Regions from separate parts of the Homo sapiens genome. Here region 1 is linked to region 2. A link is an interaction called in ENCODE POLR2A ChIA-PET data of the cell type or tissue named here. Cell type or tissue: PC-9. All regions are shown on one strand. Each heading gives the region's core, and the rest is flanking DNA. Links, peaks and the distances in the headings are about the cores only.

Region 1 (15,273 bases), core at 6,654-11,653, 680 kb before region 2:
AACATGCAGTGTTTGGTTTTCTGTTCCTGTGTTAGTTTGCTGAGGATAATGGCTTCCAGCTCCATCCGTGTCCCTGCAGAGGGCATGATCTTGTTCCTTTTTATGGCTGCATTCTGTTCCATGGTGTATATGTACCACATTTTCTTTATCCACTCTGTCATTGATGGACATTTGGATTGATTCCATGTCTTTGCTATTGTGAAAAATGCTGCAGTGAACATACAGGTACATGTATCTTTATAACAGAATGATTTATATTCCTTTGGGTATATATTCAGTAATGGAATTGCTGAGTCAAATGGCATTTCTGGTTCTAGGTCTTTGAGGAATCGCTGCACTGTCTTCCACAATGGTTGAACTAATTTGCATTCCCACCAACAGTGTATTTCTCCACAGCCTCACCAGCGTCTGTTGTTTCTTGACTTTTTGATAATCGTCATTCTGACTGGCATGAGATGGTATGTCATTGTGGTTTTGATGTGCATTTTTCTAATAATCAGTGATGTTGAACTATTTTTCATACGTTTGTTGGCTGCATAAATATTTTCTTTAGAAAAGTACCTGTTGATGTCCTTTGCCCACTTTTTAATGGGTTTTTTTTTTCTTGTAAATTTGTTTAAGTTCCTTGTAGATTCTGGATATTAGACTTTTGTCAGATGGATAGCTTGCAAAAATGTTCTCCCATTCTGTAGGTAGCAGTATCCTTCTTGACAGTTAAAACAAAATGTGATTTAATTGTGGATATCTTTCTTGGCTTTGTCTATCTTACAAGATAATTCTACTGAAACAATAGTATCAGTTAAAAACACAATACACCACAGAGTGTCTTAAATGAGATAGGACCTTTTATATTGATAAAAGTACAATTCAAGAATAAAAAGTAGCAGTTACAAAGTCCACTCACTAAATAGCAAAACACTGGAAATAACTAAAGCAAAACCTATTTGAAACACATGGAAAAACTCACAAGTAAAGTGGGAGAATTTAACTGTCTTACACAAACCATTTTTTCAAAATTATCATGGAATGGTTAATATATTGATCTATTCTAAGGCCAGGAAGAAAACGTCATTACTGTTGTTCAAGGGAAATTTTACTGGTCACTCTGTGATCGTAATGCAATAAAACTGTAAATAATGAAAGTTGACATTTTAAAAACTTATTCTATTTGGAAATTTTGAGTCAAATAGGAATTGAAAACTACAATTATAGATCATTTAGAAAAATAATTATGAAATACTAATAAAGTTACAAATAATAAGCAAATTTATTCCTCTGAAAACTTTTATTATCAAAAAATAAAGAATGAAAATTAAGTTCTACACAAAGGACATTCAAAAGAAAAGAAACAACAAAAGAAATCTGGGATAACCGGAGGGAGTTTTTAAAAACGGCAGACATTAATGAAGTAAGTTACGACTGTGTCTGTTTCACTCTTCTCTTTCCTCAGTACCTAGCCCAGCCTTGTCCCTGTCAGAGATCTCTGTTTATTAAAAAAACCTCAGCAAACTGAGAAGACAACCCCAAAAATTATATGGGACCAGGCATGGTGGCAAATGTCAACACTTTGGGAGGCTGAGGTGAGAGGACCGCTTGAGGCCAGGAGTTGGAGACTAGCCTGGGCAACACAGTGAGACACCATCTGTACAAAAAAAAATTTTTTTAATTAGCTGGGCATGGTGGCACTGCTTGTAGTCCCAGCTACTCAGGAGGCTGGGGCAGAAAAAGCCTAAGAGTATGTTCTTTGTTAAACAAATGAAGTAAAGTTTTAGTTAGACTCATCAAGAAATAGGATAACACAAATACCCCAAATTAGCTATATATATGTAATGTGTATATATATATTATATTATATATAATTTATATTATATATAGTGTATGTAATATGTTAGCTACATATATGTGTTTATATATATACTATATATATAATGTATATAATCAGGAATGTTGGATATTTTTTAAAAACTAGAATAAAAAATAGAAAATCTTGATGAAATTAGGAAAACAAAATTACCAAAATCAATTCATAAAGAAATGAAACACTTGGACAGAAAAATATTCTTGGAAGATGTCACAAAGTGACTTAAGAAAATAGCTCCCAGCTGGGCGCAGTGGCTCACGGCCTGTAATCCTAGCACTTTGGGAGGCCGAGATGGGCGGATCACCAAAGTCAGGAGTTCGAGACCAGCCTGACCATCATGGAGAAACCCTATCTCTACTAAAAACACAAAATTAGACGGGCATAGTGGTGCATGCCTGTAATCCCAATTACTCGGGAGGCTGAGGCAGGAGAATCACTTGAACCCAGGAGGTGGAGGTTGCAGTGAGCTGAGATTGTGCCATTGCACTCCAGCCTGGGCAACTTGAGTGAAACTACGTCTCAAAAACAAAAAGAAAATACCTCCTCAAATAATCCTGAATCCAGATGGTGTTATAGGTAAAGTTTTTCATATATGAGAAAAATGTAATTTCTGTGCTATTTAAAGTTATGTGGTATGTTTCCCAAAGATATTGGATATTACATATTACAGAGGATATAATAAGATATGTACAGATGATTATTTCTTAATTTAATAATTAACATATGCTAGAAAAACTATAACTTGTACATTTAATCTATGTCTGTTGCTTAGGATCAGGTTAAGTCAAAGAAGAAATTAGTCAATATTAAGTTTATGCAGAAAAATATTAAACACATAAGACAGCTGAATGCAAATATAGCCAAAATTATGAAGGTGATATTCAAATAATAGAAACTTGAAAAATATTCCAAAGTACAGAAAAGATGGAAAGCATTCCGATTTGTTTTGATAAAAGTAGTACTAATACTGTTAATACTGTTTCTGATACCAAAGCTTTTCAAAGATGGTATGAACAAAGAAAGCCACAGTATATTCTTACTAATGTAGATGCTCTCCTTAACTGACATATCAGCCACATTTAATCCAACCATGCATTTAAAAAAACATTACACCATTGGCTAAAAAGTGGCTTATTCTAAGAATGCAAAAATATTATTATATAAATAGAATTGGAAATATCAGTACATTTAAAGATAAAAATTAACATCATACTGTATGTCAGTAATGCATTTAATAAAATTTAACATCTACCTCATAAACATTTAATTCCTGTTGGAATAGTCTGGATCTTTTCTGAAGATAAATAAAATGCTCTAAAAGCAGCACATACCATGCTTAACAGGAAACTAAAAACATCCCCATAAAGGTCAGGGACAAAACAGTGGTGCCCATACAAGACTGTATGACACTGTTTTCAAATATACTAGCCAAACCAGTAAGATTTTAAAAAAATGGTTATTAAAAAATGAGAAAAAATTAGCATTATTTGTAGATACTAGAATTCTCTTGTTAGAATAACCAAGGAGATCAACTGAAAAAGCATGAGAACTTATGGCAATTTAGTAAGGTAACCAGCTTGGAAATGAGTATATAAATTCAGATATATATGTGTGTGCTTGTATGCTTGAATGATTCAGATATGTATGTGTATGCTTATATGATGTAGATGTATATGTAACAGTAGTTTTATGTTAGTAATCAGAAACGATGGTATATTTTATTTTATTTTTTTGAGGCAGGGTCTTGCTCTGTCATCCAGGCTGGAGTACAGTGGTGCTATCTGGGCTCACTGCAACCTGTGCCTTCCAGGCCCAGGCAATCCTTCCACCTCAGCTTCCTGAGTAACTGGGACTACAGGCATGCGCTACCACACCCAGCTAATTTTTGTATTTTTTGTAGAGACGGGGTTTCACTATGTTGCCCAGGCTGGTCTTGAACTCCTGAGCTCAAGTGAGCCACCCACCTCAGCCTCTCAAAGTACTGAGATTATAGGCGTGAGCCACTCTGGCCACAATGGTTTGTTAAAAGGTTTCATTCACACTATGAACAAAATGTATAAAACCTGAGGAAGAAATAAGAAGTGTGCAAGGCCTCTGTGGGAGCTATAAACTATCTACTCAGGGGCATAGATACAAACTATCTCCTCAGAGGCACTGGTGTTGATGTGGTAGGTGTCCTCCATTAAGTGGAGGAATTATCATTATATATTATAGTTCTGAAAATCAGAAATAGCTGCTGAATTTTCCAAAATGCCTTTTGGGCATTCACACAGATCTATTTTTCTTTTTAGATAGAATGATTTGATGGATTTAAATATCTTCACCTTACAATAAACTGTGTCAGGTTTTTCTAAATCTTCCTTTTGGAATTTTTTTTTTTTTAACATGAAAGGTGAATTAACAGCATTAATTTTTCTTGGTCCCTTATTGCGTTATATATAAAATAAGGGTATGTGTGCATGGTTAGTTCTAAAGTTCCTGATAATTTTAACATTCTGTGATCTTATGGTTTTAGACATTTTTTCCCAAGAGACAGGGGCTTGCTCTGTTGTTCAGGCTGGTCTCGAACTCCTGGCCTCAAGGGATCCTCCTGCCCTGGCCTCCCAAAATGCTGGTGTAACAGGCATGAGCCACCGCTCATGGCCAGACTTTTAAACATTTCTAACTCAGAGAAGTGTTTGGATTTTACCTCTTGAATGTGTTGCGCCAATTTGCTTTAGGTACGGGATTTCTAGTTTGTTGAATTCTATTTTACTTACAAAAATTTTTTATATGGCTCCAATCAGATCAAACCAGCCTATGTAGTATCATAGAAGTAACATTAAAATATTGAGAATTTTGAAGGGTTCCAGGTATCCTGAAGACTTTACCGTCACAGGACAAAAACACTTATAGGGCTGTCCTTCCACCAGACCCAGCCTCTGCTGTTCCATTGCCCTTGCTGCCCTCCTCCGTCCAGTTTGTCCGCTACCTTCTTGCTTAGCCAGGATGTGTGTTGTTTGGCATCTGCCTTCACATGGACATTGTGCTGCAGTTGGTTGCTTCTCCAGCTAAGTAAGAACTGTCTGAGGATCCATGTTTATCTTTGCCATCTCCATGGTCTCCAACACTCTGCAGAGTCCTTAGCAAAATGTATGGTTTTAATGAATTGATGGCAGCTGTCCCTTGTATTTCCAGGAAAGTTTTGAATTCTCAGGAGAAAGTAGGTTTGATATTTCAAAACGAATGTGGTTGGCCAAATGTTTTATATTGGGATTAAAGAAATTATTTTAGTACCACAAACTTCCAGAAAGCTTGTCCATAAGAGTTTTTCCTCACCCCACACCACTACAAAAGTGACCCAGAAATCCTGAGCCAGTGGAACTCCCAGGGGGGTGCAGGTATCACTGGGACCTTGCCCACCCTACTGTCTCCTTTCATCCCTGTCCCAGAGACCTAACATCACCATGGTCTCCTTTCCCTCAGTCTTTCATAAGTATTTGTAAATACTCTTTTACCAATATCATTCTTTCTCTGTTATTTTTCCTTTTTAACTGTTGCTCTTTTACTTCAGAAAAATTTTTCTTTTTTCTTTTATGCTCCCCTCATTTCCAACTTCCTGTTCCAAATTAAGCCTAATTATGGTTGAGTGTTAAGATTACGGTTTATGATAAACCTAGAAAGATAAAGTAATACATTTTTATGTGAAACTATATCTAGTAAAGAACTGGTACCAACCACCTCCAAAGCCCTTGAAAATCCCCTTTGTTTTATCTGCCAGAGAATTCATCTCTTTCTCTAATTGGTCCTGCTTTTCTCTCTAGCACAAGCAGCCAAATTTTAAAAAAATCTTGGAAGGTTACATTATAAGCAGTCTAACCTTTTGATCTGTAAGCAGATAAACAGAGTCTATTCATAGTGGTAAAAAACTGTTATGAAAATTATCTGTTTATAGTTATATTTTGGCCTCTTTTGCTCTCCCCTCAGTCGTATGTTATAGTATGCTGAAGATACATGGAATTAATATACTTCCAAACTGGACCAAAAATGTCATATAACAGCCTGTATTTGCAGGTTAACAAAGTATGAGTGAGAGGGGTATGTGGCTCTGAGTGCTTTGTTTGCCTGTTTGTATTTGTGTTTCTGTGTTCCTCCTGCACAACTTCCCTGACAGCCTGTGCTTTATGCTTTCATAGGGATTTTGAATCATAAGGGAAAGAAGAAAGATTGCAAATCAAGAGATACCAGTAATCAGATCAATGATGAAATTTTAGTGTAAACTATACATTAAAATGACTTCTTCTGTAAATTTTGGTATCCAGAACCTTATGCTAACCCTTTCAGATAGAAAACAGGGCTTGAAGTATCACAAACATGCCTTTTTCATTTACTGTTTTTTTCATTACTTAGGTTATTCCTATTTTTTTTTGAGACAGAGTCTTGCGTTGTCACCCAGGCTGGAGAGCAGTGGTGCAATCATGGCTCACTGCAGCCTCGACCTCCCAGGCTCAAGTGATCCTCCTGCCTCAACCTCTCGGGTAGCTAGGACCACAGACGTGTGCCACCTCACTTGGCTAATTTTTTTAAATTTTTAGTAGAGGTAGGGTCTTGCTGTATTGCTCAGGCTGGTCTCATCCCTATTAATGTGAATTCTGGTACCAGCTTTGACTCTGGAGATGCTCTGGGGCTTCTTGATGGCTGTGGTCAGCCCACACCATGGTCATGTGCTTGCCAGCATTCTGGTCATTCCTCTCTTATCTGCTGCCTCTAATCTGTTCCTGTGTGCCTGGAGACTGGTAGCCAAACCTGCCAGAACTGTATACAGACCAGAAGTGCTTCTCCTAGTAGTATGCAGGTGTGGAGTTTAGGGCACAGTCATTTTGAGCTTCTCTGGAGCTCTCTTCCTTTTCCCGCTGATGACATTATCTCAGGTAGCTGAGTGGCCATAGAACTGAGTCTTAGATAAAGTGTCACTGCACAAGCATGTGGTCAGGTGCTGTTCCCCTGCCCTGGCACCTGTGGAAGGTGTGTGGGCCTCCTTTCTGTTGCTTTCTTGTACCACACCACACCCCTTCTGGCCTCAGGGCTCCTGCATGGGCTTCTCTGTGCCTGGATGCTCCTCTCTCAGCGTGTTACAGCTGATCCTCCATGGGTTGACTGCAAGGCCCAGTTTGCACAGGATACTTCCAGTTAACACCTGATTGTGGATCAGTTTACTCCTGTTATTTTTACTCTCAAAAAGTGCCCCAATTTGGAAGATAAAATATACTGTCTCCTACTTAACCATTTCAGGTCTCAGTCCAGTGTCACCTCTTCAGGTAGACCTTTCCCTTTCTCTCTCAGGGGGCAAGTCTCCTGGTTTGCTGTGACTGCAGAATAAACCCCAGGGCTTGGTTGGGCTGAGCCAGGGTTTGCCAGCAGACAAATTCAGGCTTCTTTCTATGTGAGGGCCCATGGCAGGCCAGCGTGGGAGGACGTGAGATGGGAGGGGCAGCCAGGTGCTGGGAGGGTTGGGAGAGACATGGGGAGGAAGAGTGAGGACTGAAGCCAGGGGGAAGAAACATGGAAGTGTGCTGTAAGCTCTGTGCCCACTAGCCCTTGATGAGTTTTAATCTGCTTTACCCCTCAAGGCTGTAAGAGTCAGATCTGAGTGTTTTGAAAATGAGACGGTGTGTGCGATTAACTTGAAGAGAACTGATACAGGAGAGATCTTTGGTGAGGCCTGATTATAAGTGGATGACAAGCTTCATTTTTCCTAGGTGATAGGTTGGACTGTTAGACAAAACTTTGGATTCAGAGAAAAGGCACTCTAGGTGCATTTTGCCTCCTTTCTTTACCTTGATGGATTTTCATGTTGGTCAAATGAAGACTTGGGCTACATCTATGAAATCCCTTCCAATTTTTAGAAGTATATAATTCTGTTGTACGCTCTAGTGAGTCCAGACTATAAAGCATTTTGAATTTTACTATTTCTTTTCCCCTAATTGTGGGCCAGAAAGGAAAATTTCCAAATAAGGATGCACAGTCCACTCTGGGAAACACAGGGAAACAATAACTAGAATACAAGTCTAGCCTTTGCCCTGGCATGAAAAGAATGCAGACTGTTAGCTGACCTAAAGGTTTCTGTTTTATTTCACGTTTAGGTGAAATGGTCAGCTTTGACCATTACTCCCAAAGAAGTTTCTCTCCAGACTTTAAGATATTTGTGCAACATTAAGATGGTTTTATTATCTGTGAGACAGCTGTGGTCACTTTTATTTATCAAAGTGCCATGTTTATTGTATATGTATCAGGAGCAGTGCTGGAAAGCTAAATTTAGAGAAATAAACCTGGGCTCACAAATGATTATGGTGACATTCAGTATACCCCCAATGACACTATCACTATAACATTGCTAGGTCGCCTCCCAGCAGTCTAGCCATCTCAACCATAAAGGAATGGCGAAGTAATGATGGCAACTTGCCTTATTGGAGAGTGTGTAGACTGCCGTTTTAAACTGTAATTGTCAGGATTAGACCTCAACCGTGGTGAAATGTTGGGCATAAAGGTACATGAACAAAGCTAAGTGCAAAGTTGTGTGAATGCTGATTCAGTCTTTGTGAAAGTACAGTCCACAGGACACAAATTGGCAAAATTCATTTGCCTTACAGTGTTTAAAGTTTTTTGAATTATAACATTTTGGGCCTGAGTTCTCCACTTGCTGCAGTTTCTGCCAGCCCCTTTGTTCTTTACTTGGCTCTTGCAAACATTTATTTACCTATTTAGCTCTATAGACAGTTGAAGTTTTTGGTGTTTTTTTTTTTTGTTTTTGTGGAGACGGAGTTTTGCTTTTGTTGCCCATGCTGGAGTGCAGTGGTGTGATCTCGGCTCACTGCAATCTCCACCTCCCAGGTTCAAGCGATCCTCCTGCTCAACCTCCCAAGTAGCTGGGATTACAGGCATGTGCCACCACATTTGGCTAATTTGGTATTTTTAGTAGAGACAGGGTTTCACCACGTTGGTCAGGCTGGTTTTGAACTCCTGACCTCAATTGATCCACCTGCCTCAGCCTCCAAAAGTGCTGTTTACATGCCTAAGCCACTACACCTGGCTGGCAGTTGAAGTTTTGACCCCTGTTTAAAAAAAGAAAAGACTATTATAATACTGGAATTTAAATTACAATAAAGGTGATTTTTAAATAAAATAAATTTTAAAAATTAAATTGATATACTGTAAATATGCAGTTAGGAGATAATTGATCTTCCTGGTTACTTCCCAGGGAAGCAGGACTCAAGACCCAGATTTGTGTGCAGAGTTTATGGGGGTTGCTTCTGGGAACAGTACCAATGAGGGGGTGAGGGAAGCCGGTTGGGCAGAGGGAGAAGCTAAGATGGATGCAGCTGCGATAGCTGCCTCTTCAGTCCCAGGGGATTGAGCTGGAATGGGCCTTCACCGTGTCCCAAATGGAGACCAGGTGGTCACATCAGTCTCTCCCCCCCATCAGTCTTGGAGGGGAGTCTGCAGAGAATCTGTTTCTTTGCCTTTTCCAGCAGTCTTGCCCTTCATTTCCTTTATACATCTCAAACACTCACCGAGTATTTTCTTCTTTCAAAAGTTTATTCTCGGGGAGGTGGCTCCCTGGCTGACCACAGGTCCCGCCGGCATTCAGCCTGGCTGACTCAGGAGGTCAGCGCCTAGACCTGACTCATTTTCTTCCGCTCCTTGCCGACCTCACCAGGGCCTGCTTCCTGGCACCTCATTTGACCAAGCCCTCTGCCTTGGTCAAAATGACCAAGGCAAAATTTTGGTCAAAATTTTTTGAAATGTTAGTTTCAAAAAAAATCTTAACCTCCTCTTTGCCTGTGGTGGGTGGGCAGGCCAGGTCAGGCTCACCCTGCAGTGTGGAGGGTGGGGTCAGAGGCCCCTGGACAGCCTGGGGCCGCCTCTGTGCTCCGCAGCTCAGTTTTGGCGGGAGAGCCCTGGCCAGTTGTCAAGAAAGTGCGCCTCTGTTTCTGGGGTAATGCTGTGGGCCCAGGACCTTCAGCCTGCAGCCCCCAGAGGGGATGTAGTCATGCCAAAGCTCCTGATGCCATCATCATCACGTTAGAACCCCTCACCACCACCTCCACTCATAAGTCATTTGCCCTAAGCCAGCACAGCACTTCGAATTCAGGCAGTTGATCATCATCTAAGCGTGAATACCATTTTATTAATTTTTGCCTAGAAATTGGCACTCCCTTTAAAATCTTTTAATGCTTTTGTTTACTGCAAGTTTTCTTCCATTACTTTTTCTTCTGTGTGTGCCCTCTCCTGGCTCTCTGGCTTTCCTGTTATACTTGTATTGGATCTTTTCAGTCCTCTATGTCTCTTAAATTTTTAAAACTTCTATTCATTTCAGTATTCTTAGTCGGTCTTCTCATTCATTGATTGGATTTTCTGTAGTGTTCAGTATTGCTAGTGATCATTATTTTGCAAGTGACAGCAATCTTTTCTGATGTGACATTTTCCCTTTTAACAAAGATGTTTTTCTTTAAACATCTTACTGAAAATTGGTTGACTTTCTGAAGGACTATTACTACACTGGCCTTGCTGGGTATGTGGGTACCCATGACTGTTCTGCTCCTGGAGATTAAGTACTGGGACTTCTGTAGCTCAGGTCCCTAGGGGGCCTGGGCCTCTGCCGGGTGGGACAGTGGGCTGGATGCACATGTAGGGTAGGCTTTAGTGCAGCATTCCTAGTCTGTGAACTTCTCCTGTGTCATGCCAAGGGATTTGAATCCAGGTGTGAATTCAACTACTCATAAAAGAGAACCATACTGACCTATGGCACATTGAGTAGAGAGTATTTTTTAAATGAATTAGGCCTGATTTAAACTATATTCAGCCCCCTTGGCTTATGTAAATGCGCAAATTTCTGCAGATTCTCTGCATAGAAGTTTTTTTCTTCATGCTTTCTGGAGCGAAAATTCTTATCCTGGCTTCCTTTATTTACTAGCTGTAGGATCGCAGGCTAGTTTCTTGCTTGCTTGCTACATTCCCCTCCTGTGTAAAATGGGGCTGTTAGTATTTCCTTAGGGAGTTCTTTGAACAAAGCCCAGAAGTTAATAAGTTCTCAATGAATGTTAATAAATGTTAAATAAATTATCAGAAAATGTTAGTTTCAAAAAATCTTAACCCCTTCTCTTTTTCTTTTGTCTTCTCCGCCTCGTTTTCCTACTTTTCAGTCATTTTACTTGAGGGTAGGCAACATTTCATTTCTCACCAAATGCAGACAGGTGCTTCTCCCTACTTCCGTGTCCCTCTCCTTCTCCCACTACCCTTCTTGCCTTCTCTAAGGTATTATTTATGTAGTCAGGGAGTGTATTGGTTCCTGTTGCTGCTATAACAAATAACTACAAATTTAGTGGATTCAAAAACAATGCAGAATTATTTCCTGGCAGTTCTAGAGGTTAGAAGTCTAAAGTCAAGGTACTGGCAGGGCTGTGTTCCTTCTGGAGGCTTCAGGGGAATATCAGTTTCCTTGCCTTCCCAGCTTCTAGAGGCCACAAGCATTCCTCAGCTTGTGGCCCCTTCTTCCCTCTTCAGAGTATATTGCTTCAACCTCTTGGGCTGTCATCACATCTCCTTTTTCCGTCCCTGATTGTCTTGCATCCCTGTTGTAAAACCCTGGTGATTATATTGAGCCCAGCAGAGAATTCAGGATAATCTCTTTATCTCAATATCCTTAAGCACATCTGCAAAATCCCTTTGTTGTGTGACATACTCACAGGTTCTAGGGATTAGGATGTGGACATATTTGGGGGATTGTTATTCAGTGTGCTGCAGGAAGGTAGATGTGTAAACCTTTTATCATAGCATAGTGCAGGTGGGACTTGCACAGCGGTACCCTGAGCCAAAGGTGTGGACCTCAGACAAGGAAGCAGTTATTTCTGAGGACATTGGGAAAAGTTTGATAGAAGAGAGATGTTTGAGCTGAGTCCTAAAGGATGAAGAGGCCAGGGAAGTTTGGAAGGCTTTTAGGCTGAGGAAACAACACTTGCTAAGAAATAGACTTGTAAAAAAAATCCAGCAATTTTGAGGAATAGTGAAATCTTTGATGTTGCTAAGACACAGGGTATATTGAGGAGAGTGGTAGGCAAAGAAAATTGTAGGTTAAAACTAGAATGTGCTGTGATAATGAGCTTCTAATGTATCCTGTAAAGAGAGGGGAGCCAGTGGAGTTGTTTTGGTGGCTTTTCAATTATAAATTTTTGTCTGATTGTGTAAGTAGTTTTCTTCTTCTAGAAAATGAAGAAACCAAATAAATAGATCAAGAAAATAAAATCATTCAAAGCCCTGCTACTCAGAGATAATGACTGTTGACATTTCTGTGTAGTGTCATTATTGAGCCATTTGTGTGTCTGTTTACCCAGTTGAAACCTCACTGTATATTAAATTTCATATCTTGAATTCTTTAGTTAACGGCATATCAACATTTCTTCATGTAATTAAATACTCTCAACTATCCTTAACATCTCCATAATATCCTATTGTATATATTACCATAATTTATTTAATCCTTCATTGTTAGATTCAATATTTTTGTATTTTATTTTATTTATTATTATTTTTTGAGACAGAGTCTTTCTCTGTCGCCCAGGCTGGAGTGCAGTGGCGCGATCTCGGCTCACTGCAACCTCCGCCTTCTGGGTTTAAGCAATTCTTCTGCCTCAGCCTCCCGAGTAGCTGGGCCCACAGGCATGTGCCACCACGCCCGGCTAATTTTTGTATTTTTACTAGAGACGGGGTTTCACCATGTTGGCCAGAATGGTCTTGAACTCCTGACCTCGTGATCCGCCTGCCTCGGCCTCCCAAAGTGCTGGGATTAACAGGCATGAGCCACCTCACCCAGCCATATTTTATTTTATTTATTTATTTTTGAGGCAGGGTCTGTCTTGCCCTGTCACCCAGGCTGGGGTGCAGTGGTACGATCACTGCTCACTGCAGCCTTGACTTCTCAGGCTCAAGCAATCCTCCCACCTCAGCCTCCCTAGTAGCTGGGACTGCAGGCATGAGCCACCACTCCCGACTCCTCTCTATTTTAAATAATACTAACACATAGATCTGTGTTTAAGTTTTTGAATGTTTCCTCAGGGCAGGAGTGCTTCTCCTCTGTTTATTCTCTTGAGACGTGAGATCAGGTAGAAATGTTCCCGTGTCTAGGTGGAGGAGACCCCAGTGTGCCCTTTCATTTACTCCTGGGCTCTAGAGTGGAAACTTCTGTGTTTTTCTCTGTGTGATGATTTGTGTGGGTGCCAAGGGCCAAACCCACATTTAGCAAAGAAATAGTGTGATCCACTTAAAAGGGGGTTTAATAACTTGAGATGGAGATATCAAGCTGAACATTCACAACAAGCATAACTAAATCAGAGAGGCAGAAGAAAGCATTAACCAGAAAAATAAGTACTAACTTTTAAAGAGTGATTACTCCTGATTTAAAACTTTTACTAGATGAAATACAAAGGGTAACAGACTGTGTTGAGAACTGAATTAATTTTCTGGAAGGAGTGTCTTGTAAAACAAAGATATTGTGAGGTGAAAAATGTAAGATGCTTAAGGGATCTATGTAGGAGACCTAATAATTGAATGATAGGATTCTTAGAAGGGGACAAAGTAACAGATGGAAAATACATCGTATTATAAAAGAAGAAACCCATCTGAGCTGAATAAAATGTTAGACTTCAGATTGAAAGGACTCATGGAATTCTTTTTTAAAAGACAATTGCTGGACTGCAGCAATAAAGATAGAAATCCTGTCAACTTCTAGGCAGGAAGATAGGTCTGTTTTGAGGGAAATTGGGATGCCATAGGAATTCTTACCCACTTCACAAAGAAGCTAGAATAGAGTCTGTATGGATTATTGACTCTAAGGAACTAATATAAATCTTCTGTATTCAGACATATCAGCCTGGGTTTTTACTTGCATGCCACAGAAGCTGATTTTGGTTGGCTAATAAATTTTTAAAGATGTTGAGTTGCTGTGAAATTGTTAGAAGGGCTAGAGAGAGATGTCTGCAGGCACTGCAGCCAGGGACAGCGCATCAAATCTTACACAGAATTGGCCCAGGCCGGATGCTGCTGCTGTGTTCCTGGGCGTAGACAGTGTAGCTTGCACCAGATGCTGCAGGCACTAAAGTCTACAGTGAGTGCCTTGGCCACTGCTTTCTGGGATCTTGATCTTGCTGCAGCTACCATTCTTGCAGTGAGCATTTTCCATCATAGTCCTTGCTTTGCAGCATTAGTTCCTGAATCAAAGTCTGGGACAGGTGTAAATAATGGCAGGGTCAAGGGGGCCTCCTAGCTGCAAGGGGGCACTGAGAAGGCAGGCAGCTGGCATTTTTAGCTTATTTAATGGGAGGTAGACCCTACCTTTAACTGAGACTAATAAGGTGGGAAAGTCCCCAGGCTTAGGAAAGAAGGGTTCAAAAGCTAGGTAGTCAGAAAGAATGTCAGAGATCAAGTACTCTTGCCCAGATATAATTCAGCGAACCAGGGCAAAAGAAGAATATTTTTAGCCATGAGGGATTCATCCATCTCATTTGAACAAATATTCAGATGTCCAATTGGATGCTGGTAATTGGCTCAGAATAGAAATATGAAGATAGAAGAAAATGAATAATATAAGTAACAGTAGAGAGCAGTGAATGTTGCAGCAGGAAACATTGCATACATAAATGGAAGATATTAACACGGCTGAAGATTCAGAATGTAAGTGTAAAGTAAGAATTCTTGGAAGGATCGTACTGCCTTGGAACATCTAGGAAATAGCGTGGAACTAAAAATTCTAGACCATCTCAGCAAAATCCTGAACTAGGATTGCAGGCATTCAGATATAAAATTCCTCTAAAAATTTCATCTTTGTTGGTGTGGGACTGGGGGGCATGGTTATTTAGTTTGGATGAAGGTTTAATTAAGAGTGTTAGAAATGGCAGGTAACTACTAACCAAGTAGTAAAACATAGTATTCCCAAAATAACAGGGATCAAGGATGATAGTGAGCACAGAGGTAAGCAGGCCAGGAAGGAATAAAGAGAAGTAATATCAAATTAGCAAAAGCGAGGAGAGGAAAAAGATGAAATGAGTTAACAAATAGTAAACAAAATCAAGTGGAAACAGTAAAGCCAAATGAGCAGCCCCACAGTAAATACTCATCAGCTAAACTCACCTATTAAAAAACAAAGGTCCAGAATATTAGTGTCAGAGCAAGATGCAAGAACAAAAGCATTGAACAGGACTAAGAGGTACTATATATTGGTAGAAACCAAAAATATAAAGTATAACTGCCTTTAAGCAGCAAAATGCATAGAACAAACACCAGGAACAAAAGAATTTGGTAAGAAACATATTCTACTAAGAGATGCTAATTATGTGTCTTTTCTAATTTGACGGGTCAGCTAAGCTAAATTGCCAACTTGG
Region 2 (15,273 bases), core at 4,303-9,302:
TGCATGTGGACCCCCCGGGCGGCCCGGGGGACCCCGCCCCGACCCAGGGGCTGTGGACGATGTACAGGCAACAGAGCTACGCACTCCTTTCCTTTTGGAAGCAAGAAGAAAATACGTGAAAACGGAAATTAAAGATTTAAAATTAAAAAAAAAAAAAGAAATCAAGAACACAATATCTGGACCCTTGATTTGAATCCACAATCAGTGTCTTTCTAACTGGGAAATTTTGGACAAAGTTTTAAACTTTCCTGAACATAAAATGCCTAGCTAGCAATAACTTTAGAAAATACTAGGAGTTTGTAAAGTTACAAGAATCAAATGAGTTAATAAATGTAATGTAAAGTAATAACTGGCACAAAATAATTATAACATAATTCATTATTATTTTTTAATATCTAAATTCTCTAGCTTATAGTTATTTTGAACAGATAAATATATACAATTAAAATTTCTAATATGTGTTTTTGATTACTTATCATGTAGAAAAATATAGTTTTCCAGATGAAAATATAGTATCTAATGTAGAAGTCACAAATAATATTTATTAAACTGGAATGATATCATTTTAAATTATTTTGGAGCTCATTAAAGTAAGTCTGCACTGGCCAACTTTTTATTTATTAATTAAATTTTTGCCTAGCACAGTTAATCTCCTTTTCTAAGACTTAATTCCCAAATCTATAGTCTTTCTTTTCCCATTTGGAGATGAGTGGGAGTACTATTCCTTTCTTGCCCATCCCTTTCTCTATTTTCATTATAATAACCAATATGCCCTTGCCTAAGCATATGCCCCCAGTTAAAAATACAGATTCACTGTACTGTTTCACCAAATTTAACCTGTTATTTCTGGAAATAGGGTGTTTAAAAATGGGTTTGTTATTTCTTAATACATGCCAAATGTCATCAGTATATCGTGGTCCAGATGTATTCTAAATACCAATTGAAAAACATTCGTAAAGCTAAGAACACACAACATATTTCACTGAGTGAACAACTGTGAGAAGCCTGGGGATTGTAGGCATTCTTGGAAAACTATTATTTTTTTTTGCATGTGTGTTACAAGCATTTGCATAGGTTATATGTTTTATAGCTCTAGTTATAAAAATAGAGAATAAATTACATTCCCTCACATCTGTACAAAATAGCAAGAATACACATCTACAGAAGTTTAAAGTATTTACTTTTTTTAGTTAATACGTTTCAGAACCTTAAAGAGAGCAAATCATAATACCCATTGATTATAATGTCACATTTTAGTTATTACATTATTACATTTACTTATTATAACTTTTAGAATTTTAGGAGGAAAACAATAATTTTGAGTGTGAAATTTGAATATTTGCACCCTAAAAATTTCCAATTCCGTTTTCAATAATTTAGTAGAATGTTTCTTAGAGAAATAAGAAGACAATTAAAAACATGAAGTACTAGGTTTTCAAGTATATTGCAAAGCCATAAATAATATATAATCTATCAGTGGTACAATAATTAATATATTTTTTCAATTATATTAAGTTGTAAGAACTCAATGCTCCTAAAATTTTTAAATAATACTATATAAAATCAACTCAAATGATATCAGCTCAAATTCATGCATGCATCTTTGCAGCTAAAGTCCTTTAAAATTAAAAATAATTTAAAATTTTGTCATATTTATGAACCCATTTTAAAGAACATAACATGTCATACAAATGTTAATTTAATACATAATGCATTAGTAAAAACTGTTCTGTATACATATGTTTATGTTAGAAAACTATTTTTAAACAGCAATTAGATTCTATTGTTTCATCAAATTACTAAATCACAACATTGCTAAACTCAATTTTTACTCTCCTAAACATATTGGAATCTATGAGAATATACAGTAGAGATAATAATTTGAATAGAATTTAACTTATATGTTTTAGCAAAGAAATAAAAACTGGAATATTATGGGTTTCTAACATGCCTATTTGTTTGTTAGTTGTCTTTTTAAAAATTTCTTTATAGAAGCATTTTGAGTGAAGCCCACAGATTATTTAATAACTTATTAGTTATTCAAAAAAGTCTGTCCTTGTTGGCAATGTGGAAAACACCATAGAGCAGGGGTCGCCCACCCCAGGAGCTGCAGACCAGTTACCTGCTCATGGCCTGTTAGGAACTGGGCCTCACAGCAGGTGGTGACCTGCGGGACAGGTAATGCTGGGTGGCATTACCACCTGAGCTCCGCCTCCTGTCAGAACTCAGAGCGGCATTAGATTCTCATAGGACCAGGAACCCTACTGTTAACTGCGCATGTGAGGAATATATGTTGCACACTCCTTATGAGAATCTAATAACTAATGCCTGATGATGTAAAGTGGAAGAGTTTCACATACCCCCATCCCCACAACCCACTCACCCAGCCATCCCTGGTCTGTGAAAAATTTTCTTCCACAAAACTGGTCCCTGGTGCCAAAAAGTTTGGGGAATGCTGTGTTAAGGTGAAAAAGGGTACATGTGGTAATTGTAAAAAAAAAAAAGTTCGATAAATATAGGAAAAAACTCTAACATCATATGTATATGTGGACATATATACTTACATATACATGATTTTCTGATTTGAAGAATGTATAAAAAATGAGAAAATGACATTGAAAACCTTTTTAAGGATCATTCATAGTTAAATATACTCTCGCTCTCTCTATATGTATATATAATATATATAATATATAATATATGGTATATATTTATTATATACATATAATATATGGTATATATTTATTATATACATATAATATATAATATAGTATATATTATATACATATATGTATATAAGTATATATTATATATTTATATACATATATTATATATTTCATATAACATATATTTATATATGTATATATTATATATAATTATATATTTATATATGTATATATTATATATAATTATATATTCATATATGTATATATAATATATAATACATATTTTATATATATTATATATATACATTTTATATAGACAGGGTCTCACTATGTTGCTCAGGCTCACTCTAGCTCAAGTGATCCAGTCTTGGCCTCCCAAAGTGCTGGGATTACGGGCATAAGCCACTGTGCCTGGCCCATAGTTAAATATCTTAAGTCAAAACTGATCATTCTACTTCCTTTCTCTTCCTCGCTTCATTCTTGAAAGGAATTCAACACTGAAAAAGAGGTGGAGACTTAACTGAGTCATTCACAAATAAGAACTTTAGAAAAGTGAAAAAACATAGTTATATAAATCATTTCCAATGATTTGTTCATCTTTAAAACATAGGCCAATATTTCTACTTTACCCAACTTTACTCAGCTGTAGGATGCAGTCCAGAAACATCTTAGTGTAAGAGTATTTTTTCATAAAATGTAAGATAATTTATTTAAATTGAATGGCTGATCAACCATAAGAATTCCACTGTAAAGTAACCAAAGAAGTACAATTCTTACAAAACAATCATGAAATACTTTTAAGAATTAAAGAAAAAGTAATCACTTTTCACCAAGAATCAAACTTTTAGTTGGCATAGCATAAAATAATTTCTCACACTGGCAAAAGAAAAACCTCCAGAAACCTGCAGGCAAATGTCCTCTCCCCACTCCCACTCCTAAAGAAAATACGGGCTGAACCGAGGCACCATGATCTCTCTTGCCTCTTGGATTTGCTCTCTGTACCACAAAGCTGTCTTCTAGTCTAATCCCACTCATAAAGCTGAGCAAATGGCATACCAAGAAATGGCATACCAAGACAGAGGATCTAACATGTGTTTGACCTTTCTGAAGCATCTCAAGTCCCTGGATTCCACCTCCTGTTCTCCGTATTTTCAAACATGTTCTCGAACATGGGTTTGACCTTTCCGAAGTATCGCTAGTCCCTGGATTCCACCTCCTATTCTATATATTTTGTAATGTTAATGTCCAGTTTCATTGTTAAAATGTGAGTTTCTACCCAAGTTGTTTCTTATTTGTACCTGAAGACTTTGAATAGGCTCTGGCACTCCCAGACATGGGATATCAAACAGATGCAGGCCTTAAGTAGGTCATAGGACTGGACTTACATACAAGTGGCTGTGGCTTGTGAGACTAGGTTGTAGTGGTTTTTTTGTTGTTGTTGTTCTGTTTTTTCATTTTGTCTAAGGACTTGAAAACCTTCAGGGGAGACGTGTGTTAAGATTTGTCTTCTAGTGATCTTCTTTTAAAACACAAATCAATCCTGTTAAGGAATCCATTAAATTACTATTAGTGCGAATGGACTTTTTTAGGTAGCATGGATGAATTCAATGTAAATGCAAATGTAGTATGTGGAAGAAGAGCCATTCTCATTCTATGAACATAGGACAGGGATGAGAATATATATAACCTATAGTTAATGAAAAATATATATTTCTGATTTATGTGAAATCAATTTAAGAGATTACATATATATATTCTATAGATATATGATTTTCATCAGAGCACAGAGGATGAAGAGAGAAGAGAAAAGATAGGAGTGGTGGCTACTAGATCCTCTTGGGGGATTATTTTTAAAAAGGCAGTTTTTTGCCAATAAATGGGCACTAACACCTTCCAATAGATATCCATTGGCTTGCAGAAAAAAAAGTGTCAAAAAATTTATCATTGGAGAAAAGTCAATGTTTCCATTAGTATTAATGTGGCTAAAGATGGCTCAAGGGTAAAATTATTCAAAATACTATGCATCACAATAGTGCCACCCTGTGGACTACTCTCTCTCTCACCCTATGGGGAAAGAGGCTATGTGAAAGGAAAATGAATTTCTAGAGCAGCAAAACAAAATTCTTTATTTTTTTTACATAGAAATTGATTGTGTTTGCTATCAGTGATGTAATTATTTTACAAAGAAGCCCTTGAACTATGGCAGAAATTCTGGATGCTCTGTCACTATGTGTCAATCTCAATATATCAATCATAACGCGTGTGATTTGGGGTTAATATGAAGCAAAAACAAACTTCTCTTAGGTTAAGTATATTTTCCGAGATTTAAACTAGTTTCCTAATTTTTTTCCCCAGGTTTCCAAATTCTTAGTGTAACACCAACCAAATATCAAAAGAGATTATTAGAGTTTCAATAAAATAAATAAAATTAAAGAATAAGTTTATAATTCACATTATTCCATTACATGCATTATTAGAGAGGACATTTCATTAAAGCATGCAAGCTGCATTTTTTTTAAATTTCGACATGTAGATAGTTTAAACTAGAAGCCAGCCAACACTTTGATATAGCATAAGACAACTGGGAAATGTCAGTTGACTAAAGTGGTTATTTGAAGAAAATAAGCAAACACAATATTCTTTTTGTCTATTGATATGTGATGCTGTACTGTTATTGGGCAAACTTTTTAATTAATAGAAAACTCTAATGCTTATGATGACAAAAACACGTTCTGTAAAATAGCACTGTATATGAAAATAGGACAAAAGGGGGAAATTAGAACTCTGAAACCACAGTGTCAATGAACATCACACAGATTGAAGATCACAGTAATGAATGACCAACATCTTTAGGCTGGAAAGAGTGGGAAAAATTAAGAATTTCATGGAGATGTTATTTTCAAAAATAAACTCAATAAAATCACCAAACTCACCATTGGGTTCAGAATGTAACCAATCATCTCTTTCACTTTTATGTTACCTTTGTGGAGTTTTATTAATGGAAATGAAGAAATTTACTAGAAAAACATGATTGTAGGCACTGTTAAATTTACTTTCTCTTTGTATAATTTCATGAGTGACCTGAACTGCTTTGCAGCATCAGTAGGGAAAAAGATAAATATATGAAATTAAAAGGTGAGAATAAATTTAAAAAGTTTTTATCTCTCCAGTGAGAAAGTGATAATCATAATGTTTAGTTAAAGCTATCATCTAACCAAATCCATCAGTACACTGATTTTTTAACTTGAGATTTTAATAATGCTGAAGCATTTCCGTCACCTCAGTATTAGTGCTTCCTTGTTTAAATCTCAAAGGGCCACCATCCAAGGCTGCAAATATACAAATGATAAAATTTTGGTATTTAAGAATACCCATCTTCTAATAGGACAGCCATGACAATAATAATGGCATTGATAGAAGAAAACAAGAAAATTTCAAGAAGATAAATACTAGGGAAAGTTTTTAGATTAACATGCAAGTATGATACCCTCCCTCACAAAAATCTTCATTAACACTAAGCCTGTAAATTTCATAGAATACTTCTTGAACTAGGAGAACTGGAATCACTCATCCTGTTAGAATGCAATTAATTGGAACCTCTTGAACCAGTATCTTGTGTGTTAGGAGTTGTAAATCTCAACTGTTAAGCATCTTCAGGCACTAAACAAGATCTGAATACTAACGGGTTCATTTATTTCACTGATTACTGTATGCAGATATGAAATTCCAGGCACTGATTTTTCATTAAACCACTCTCTTAAGGTTAACTTGGCTCTCTCTTTTCACCTATGAATCCATATGCTTGCCACGAAAATTGTAATATTGATTTTTAACATTTCCCCACAGTTCAAAAATATTGTTTGCAAAAAATCAAGGGCCTTTTCTAACAATTCATGTAATTCCTGTTATTAGCTAATGTGTAAGAGTAGGGAACAATTAAACATACTGTATACAAAATCTTACCATGCTGAATTGCACCCAAGATATTAGTTCAGTCATCCTTCAAATTACCTCACAACTAAAAAGGATCAGATACTTAAATAAAAACTTCAGGCAAGGTAGGAAAGAAGTCTTTTATCATCCCTGTATATTGCAAAAGTGTTCCATTCTCTCGAAATTCACATTATATTTATTAATGAGCAGCACATGGAAAGAAAGAAAATGAGAGAAAGAGAAAGAGAAGGAAGGAAGGAAGGAAAGAAGGAAGGAAGGAGAGAAGGAAGAGAAGAAAAGATAAAGAAGGAAAGAAGTCAGGATGGTAGGAAAGTGAGAGACAGAAAGAGGGCTAGAGCTAGAGATAACGATGAGAGAGATAAAAGAGATAAACTCTAATGTCTTTGATATCCCCCAATTTAAAAGAGAAGGATGTGACCCCCCCCCGTTTACATATAATGGAACAAGCCAAGTCTCCATTTACTACATGTGGACAGTAAGAAAACTTGCATGGGGAAAACTTTTGGGGGGAAATGAAGGTGATTTCCGAGCTGCTACTGCAGTTGTATATGACACTGACATTTATTTCCTATAATTCTTGCCCACAGGAAACACATCCTATAAGAAACTGAATAAAATCAAGTTTGACATTCTCATAATCTGCAAGGCATCAAGTTCCCTGAGAAGCTCACATTCCCCCAAAACACACACATATATGTAAGGAGCAAGACATTCAGGCGATGAGCTGTGAAAGGTACTTCCACATTGTGTGGGTGCCAAGGATTTGGTTATTCCTGAACCTGAATCCAAAAAGCGGGGGTGGGGTGTGCGATGACAAATGAGGGTGAGAAGAATGTTTCCATGAAACCAGACACCCTTTTGGAATCTAGGCTGAGAATCAGGATCCCACCCCCTTGCCTACCGCCAGGCTCCAGTAAGCAACCTCTGGCGTCCTCCCCTCTGCTCCTTCCGCAGCAGCAGACATAGGGATCCCGAGTAGCCAGAGAGCTTAGGTCCCGCCGAGAGCTCCTGCCAAGCGCTTCTCTCTCGACTAGTTATCAATTGAGAAAAAAAGGATCAGAGACACATAAGGATGGTGATCAAAATCCAGTGTCAGGCACCAGGTTCCCAGAAGGTTCCAGCTCCTCTTCTACGCCCTTACCCAGCTCTTTTCGCCTGGCAAAGGGTCACCCAGGGAGCCCCCAGCAGCAGATCCTTCCCTTTTATAGCACCAATCTTCGCCGCCACTGCCACACTGCGCGCCCGCTATCCACTCACCGCACACCGAGAAGGCCTGGCGGAGACAGCGCAGGGGGAGGAGGGTGGATTAAAAGGATAGATTTTTGGAAGGGTAAGGGAGAAAAACTTTGATGTTGTACCCACACACAGAACTGAGAAGAAACCAAAACAAGTTGTAGCTTCAGGAGCGGGGAGGACGCTTTCGCCAGCTCAAAAAAAAAAAAAAAAAAATTCACCCCCTACCAAATCAGGGGGAGGAAGCTTCCTGTTCCTTGAGCGATCACCGAGCGCACCTCGCAATCTCTGATCTTCGAACCCACTGAAAAAGCACAAGGCATGGGGAGTCCTGTTGGTTCACGCCCCGGGTGCGAATACCAAAAGCAACTCCCGCTGGAAAGCCTGCAGGAAACTCGAGACAAAGACAGAGGCAAACGCAACGCTGGGAAGAGCCAGGGGTGCTGCCGTCTGCAAAAGCAGAGACGCGTCTCCCTTCGGGCAAAGTGACTGCTACAAAGTCTGTTCCCTCCTGCGCAGGGACAGAGACATTTAAAGGCCTGAACGGACGTCAGCACCAGTAGAGCTCGCTGGGTGAGCGCCAGGCCTCCCCGCCCCAAGGATAGCGCGCACAGGGCGATCTGCTGCTCGCGAGGTAGAAAGTGGCTTACTTGGGGAGAAAACAGAGCTGGTGGCGCTGCTGAGTGTCAAACCCTGGAGCCCATCGTCAAGACGTTATATTGGTGGCAGTTCTGCTGTGAGTGCACTTGCCGAATTGAACAGAGCCAGAGCTGCGTGGAGAGAGGTCTGGCCACTCTGTGCGCGCACACCCAATATTGGCTTACCAAGGAACTCAACACCTGGTTTTTAGAAAGAAACACTTTTCTCTTTAGCTCTGGTTTGAGTCAGTATTCTGATTCGTTTCTCAGTTAGTTGAAATCCATCAAGATGTCTTTTACAAGAAAGGGATTAGACTTTCCCGTTCTTGAAATTCCAATCAAGATAATACTTAATCTTTCCTTAAGCCCCACTGTCTACTTCCTAACTCAGAGTCACAATGGATGAAAGTATTCAAGTGTCTTCAAATGACCATTACCCTGCATTCTAAGACGATTTGCATACTTTGACGCCCTTTAGTAACTGCAAATTATATTTTTTCAAGTTCGTTTGCCAGCTGGCTTCAGATCAGGTTCAGTCAATGAAAGCTGGTGTGTAGGAAATCGGCCGGTGCCCAAAGGGTAACAGCTAGGTTGTTCCTCCTCCTTTGCCTCTGCTATGGGTGACATCTACACCATTACCTGTCCTCTAAATGGTTCTAGTTTCCATCAGGGAACGCTGGCTCCTTGTCTTTAGTAGCTTGACCTTCCCCCTTTATACTTTCAACCTGTTTCTGATTATAATTTGATTTCTCATATAGAGTAATCAGAGGGAGACAATTTACTGATTTCAACCAATTACTATTCTCTATATTTTATTTATTTATCATACTATAAGACTGCATTTTATGTGTGTTTTAAGCATGATTCAGCCACTCAAAATTTGACAAAAGCAGCATTGGTAGCTTCCAAAAGGAAGGTCAGATCCTGCTGTGTGGTAAACTAATTAACATGAGATCTACGACCTACAGGCTTAGGGTTTTACTTTGATGACTGTTATTTTTATAATTCTGAGTATCAGTGTTCAACATATTTGATGGCTATCCTCATCAAATGATCCTAATTTATTCATTCACTTATTCATGTACTCTTTGAAAATATGTATTGACATCTTCTGTATCCCTGTCCTCATACATATCTCAGTTTTGTTGCAACAGAGGAAAGCATATGGTGAAACAAGGAGTTGGCCCCTTCTTGACAACTTGTGCAGATACAAGTGCTTTGAATGGGGAAGAGACTGGGAATGCAATTTTCTTAGTGTGGTGAGCTATTCTGCAATATTATAACAGATTCAATATTTAAAGAGCTGCAACTCAAAATGAATAAGATAAATTGAAGTGTTGTGATTTAAGTGCAAATTAAACTCTCCAAAACATCAAAATACAGGTTTTGCATGTAATTAACAAAGCAAAGAGAGACTGTAAATCTTATGTGGTAATTAGATTGGTCCATGGTAAAACTGAGGTAGCTGGTAATTTATTTTTCTATGTTGGGAAAGAAATTTAAAAACAAATATAGTAAACAGCAATTAATGTTTTATGATTTGTAAATAAAGTTATATTTTTAAGATTGAAGCCTCTCTTACCATTCTCGAAGAGCCATTTCAAGCCTTGAATCTCTCAGGGCTTCAGTTTGAATTATTATAACTTTCCAGTTTGAGAACATTTTTCATTTATTCAACACTTAAATTGTATGAGATTATATTTTCAGGAACAATTATGTTTATTTTTTATATGAAATAAAAGTGGACAAAATATTAACTCATAATTTTAAAACTGTTATTACAACAAATACAAGGCATATTATAATTGTCAATAAAAAGAGAAGTGCCTGTAAAATTATAATAAATCATTCAAATATCTTAAAAGCAAAATGCATAAAAGGTAGAATGTATATATTTTCATTTGAATGACTGTTTTTTAATTAAAAGAAATAACAGGATTCTTAAAACATTCAATTAGAAACTACGGATTTTCAGCTTTTCCCGATTCTATTAGAAATGTAAAACAAAATAAATTTAAATTCAAAAACATGACGGACCCTTCATAATGTATTCTGCCTACTCATTCCATGTCACTTCTAATTTCTCCCTTCATACAAAATATGTTGAAATCATACTAAATCTTTGCCTTCTGTGCTTTTATTGTAACACACTCCATCATCTTTGCAGTTGCAATTTTCTGTTCATATAATTTGCCTTCTTCCATTTTATGGCTTAGCATCTTTTTATCTTTCTTGGATCATCTAAGGTTTAGCTTTCTTGTGGAAATCTACATTGGCTGCACTTCCTAGATATTCCCATTGGGCGTTGATATCCTCTTATAGCACTTCCTCCACTACGATGTGTTGCCACACTTACTAACATAGCTAACCTGTTACACAGTAAGAACTGTTAGGGGAGAGTTAGGATAAAAAGACTAAAGTGGGTAGAGTTAGGGTTTGGGTTACAATACTAGCTGTATCTTGATTTGCTAGCATAGCATACATACTAGTCAACAAGTATATATGTATTGAGTATATCTATAAATAAATCAATAACTTTTAAAACATGGACCTTTGGTTTCTATCTTATAAAAAGCTTCCCTAAAATGTATGAAAGGTCTCACTGACTTTATGAAATATACATTGCTCTGATTTCTTATTTATTTTTATTTATTTATTTATTTTGAGACAGAGTCCCTCTGTCGCCCAGGCTGGAGTGCAGTGTCACAATCTTGGCTCACTGCAACCTCCGTCTCCTGTGTTCAAGCAATTCTCCTGCCTCAGCCTCCCGAGTAGCTGAGATTACAGGCACATGCCATCACACCAGCTAATTTTTATATTTTTAGTAGAGATGGGGTTTCACCATGTTGGCCAGGCTGGTCTCAAACTCCTGGCCTCGTAATCCGCCTGCCTTGGCCTCTCAAAGTGCTGGGATTGCAGGTGTGAGTCACCGTGCCTGGCCCCTTGCTCTGATCTTAGTCTTCTTAAGCTCTGGTCCTTAACATTTGAGAATGTCTGACAGGACCCATGAATTTTATTTTTTTAAAACTTGTATATGCCCAAAATTTGCATGCAGTTTGTATGGAATTTTGCAAAATGTATGGAAATCCTGAAGTCTGGTTTTTTTTTTTTTTTTTTTTGGCAGGGTCTCATTCTGTCACCCAGACTGGGATGTGGTGGTGTTATCGTAGCTTACTGTAACCTTCAACTACTGGGCTCAAGCAATCCTCCAGGCTCAGCCTCTGAGTAGCTAAGATTAAAGGCATGTGACACCATGCCCAGCTTATTTTATTTTATTTTTTTCAGAGACAAAATCTTGCATTAAAGCCCAATCTGGTCTCAAACTCCTGTCCTCAAGTGATCCTCCTGTCTAGGCCTATTAATCCCAAAGGGCTGGGATTCCAAACATCAGCAGCTGTGCTCAACCTTGAGGTTCTGGCTGTAATCTGGCTGTTATTTATCGAAACAACAGAAGTTCTTGGTATTAACAGTCATTCTTCTTCAGAGAGTCACCCCACAAGACTCAGATGAATATAGTTAAGAAGCCAAAATGAGGTCATTATGGCAGAACAGAATTGATAGTGCACATTAAAAGACATTACACACTTTGGGTGATTCAACTAAATCATAGTCTGAAATGCAGTTACAAAGTGGTAATGTTCAAACGATCATCTATTAGTCAAAGTTACAAGAAAAGTCCTGGTTATGTTGGTAAAAATTGTATCTGTGATTATCCATCTTCAAATGATTTGTTAAATGTTTATTAAGATAAAAAAGTTACATTTCAAAAGTATTTATATTATTTGTCAATTCCTCCATAACAAATTATCCCAAAATAAAGTATAATAATGAAATTTTAAAAAAAGATGAGAAACATATTCTTCACCACAAAAAAAAAAAAAACCTTTATTATCTCGAAGTTTCTGTGGTGCAGGAATCTGGGCATGGCTTAACTGGGTCTTCTATTCAGAGACTCTCACAAGTTATAATCAATCTCACTCACATGCTTGATGGTATATTCAGTACTTTGACAGCTGTTGTCCAGAATTCCATATAATGTGAGCCTCTTCAGTATGGGAAGGTTTCTTCATCAAAATGTGCGAAGCCAAAAAAAAAAGCCATTGAAAAGAGTCCAAGACAGAAGTCACATCTTTTGTCAACTAATCACAGAATCAACCTCTCATCATGTTTGCTGTATTCTGTGCAACAGCAGCAAGCCTATGGATCCAGCTGACACCCATGGGGAGGGTATTAGACAAGGGTTGGAATCCCAGGAGATGGAGACCATTAGAAACTACATTAATCTGCTGATTACAGTAGTTTGCCAAAGAATCCTGAGATAATAATTCTGGGCTCAAAGTTCTTATGAGGCACTGAGGCAGGACAATAAAGTAACAGAAAATAATACTATATTAATTTTAATGATTTACTAATACTAATATACTGGTATAATGTACTAAAATAGTATACTACATTTTTGGTAATTTGTCCAGGAGTAATAGAAACAAATCCAAATATTAAATATCAAAGCATATTATAATTCTATGATAATTAACTCTGTAATTTAAAAAGTCTAATATAGGAATATACCAAAAAAGAAAGCTTTAACAATATACGTTATTGCCTAATATATCAAAATGGAGCCTTCACATATGAAATTAGTAAAATATTTTTGACCTAATAATTTCATTTTTAGCTTTTCTCTAAGAAGTCATATTGTTTGCAAAAATGTTATGTACCAAGGAGTTTATAACATGCAGTTGTAGTCAGGAAAAATTTTAAATTAAAAATGTGCAATAAATATATGTAAAAACAGAATAATATAGGCATCTAAATAGCCCTATATAAAAAGGCAAACATAAAATTACAAATTAGCATTAACCAAAAATATGCTCTGAAGTACATCCCTTGATTGAATTTACTTAAGTTTCTTTTGGAAAAAAATAAAAATAATTGTATTTGCTAGTAAGAGAAGGTAGAACATTATTTGCCCATTTGTTTTCAGAAGTAAAGCAAGACATTTATGTTTTCAGAAGTAAAACAAATACAATATTTTCTAAGTAATAAGGTTGAGACAAGAAAAAACCAGCAATGAGTCAAAATGTCTATTTACATTCTTTTACAGGAAAACAAGACTTAGCTACTTTCTTCCAAAAAAAAATTTAAGTAGAAATGTTACTGTTTTACTAAAAGTAAATACATTTTACATACTTCTCTCATAATTTTAATCTGGAGTTCAGTTATGGTGATCATATTAGTCAGTGTTTTCCAGAGAGACAGAACCAATAGGAGAAAGAGACAGGGAGATGAAATAAGGCATTGTTTAGCATGATTATGGGGGAAAAGACATCCCAAGATCTGCAGTCAGCAATCTGGAGACTCAGGAGAGATGGTGGCATAGCTCCAGTGTGAAAGCTGGCAGGCAGGTTTGACACTCAATGAAAGCCAAAGTTTCAGTTTGAGTCCAAAGGTGGGAAGAAACCAATGTCCCATCTCAATGCTTTCAGGTAGGAGGAAGTTCCTTCTTACTCCTAGGAAACTCAGCCTTCTTATTCTATTCAAGACTTCCACTGATTGATGGGACCCACCCACATCATTGGGGAAGTCTACTTTACTCAGTCTACGAATTCAATACAGAAAAAGATACAAATAAGATATCATTTAAATTTTTAAAAAATCATTGCTAATCAAAATGTAGCATTTTAATTGTGTTTTTAGAGTTTTGTAAGTGTCCTTAATTTTTCAGCTTATTCTTAAAAAATCAATTTCACTTTATTCAAAATTCCCTTTTGGAAAACATTAAATGCTGGCCCATATAATCTTAGACTTTACATGCTTTTTGATAAATATAACATTAAAAGTAGCATGTGTAGTCATTTAAATTACACATATAAGATGTACATATATTATTCTCCAGAGGAAATAAAACTGTTAAGAACTCTGATTTAGGTAGGGTTCTCCAGAGAAACAGAACTGATAGAAGATGTGTGTGTGTGTGTGTGTGTGTGTGTGTGTGTATAGACAGAGAGCGAGAGAAGAAGTGAAGAGAAGACATTTATTAGGAGAATTGGCTTATCTGATTTCAGAGGCTAAGAAGTCTCATAATAGGCCACGTGCAAGCTGGAGAACCAAGAAACTTGTTAGCATGGCTCAGTCCAAATCCAGAGGCCTTTCCAGACTTTACCACTAATCAACGCATTATATTTAGAAAGGTATCATAGTAAGTCTCTATTTCAATTTAAAATTCTCTATTTTCAGTGACAATGAAGGACAAAGGATCAAATTTTATAATTATTGTGAAAAGAGATTATAGAGAAAGGGCCTGGATAATACCAAAAATAGAAGAACCATCCATCTGGGGCAGAGAATCAGCAGTGATATTACTTGAAATATGGAAATTAATAGTATGTATGGTTGAGTTTAAGATCTAAAACATAAAAGTTAAATCTAAATCTAAAATATGTGATTTAACTCTCTAGAATATATCTACTCAATTATATGAAACAAGCGGGCTGATTCTCAATACTTTATCAATAATAAAGGTTTTTCCAAATATTATTGAAGAAATATCAAAGTGTCTAAAAAACAAAGCCTTAGACCATGAACCATAGAGAAAAAGAAAAGGTTTGCCATAAAAAGTGAATAACCTTTTTATTCCCAGTTGTGATGTGTTCATACAAACCATTAGCACTTTCATTTCAGTGAATTATGCCAGTTCTTGCTTTACCTTGTCAAGATTATATATATGATTATATAAGCCAAACATGCTTCCAAGCTGTAACTCACACGAAAATAATAAAGAC

Evidence for each region. Peaks named below come from ENCODE experiments on the same cell type or tissue, not always from the same donor. Only the 100,000 strongest peaks of a DNase experiment are listed, where the experiment ranks them.
Region 1: POLR2A ChIA-PET joins it to region 2 with 6 read pairs; 1 of 35 experiments calls an interaction of 5 or more read pairs at or near these places.

Annotation. Positions count from the first base shown.
Region 1 is chr17:20,165,297-20,180,569 of GRCh38, forward strand. The region is part of intron 3 of SPECC1 (sperm antigen with calponin homology and coiled-coil domains 1); the gene reads left to right. Among named protein-coding and RNA genes, the nearest start is that of SPECC1, 160 kb to the left of the region's middle. In PC-9, for the core only: no CTCF peak of the experiment used is centred there; a DNase peak (open chromatin) is centred at 9,505; H3K4me3 peaks cover 629 bases; H3K27ac peaks cover 3,821 bases.
Region 2 is chr17:20,844,336-20,859,608 of GRCh38, forward strand. It overlaps the pseudogene ABHD17AP6. Among named protein-coding and RNA genes, the nearest start is that of CCDC144NL-AS1, 17 kb to the right of the region's middle. In PC-9, for the core only: a CTCF peak has its summit at 4,724 (motif pointing left); a DNase peak (open chromatin) is centred at 7,375; H3K4me3 peaks cover 1,670 bases.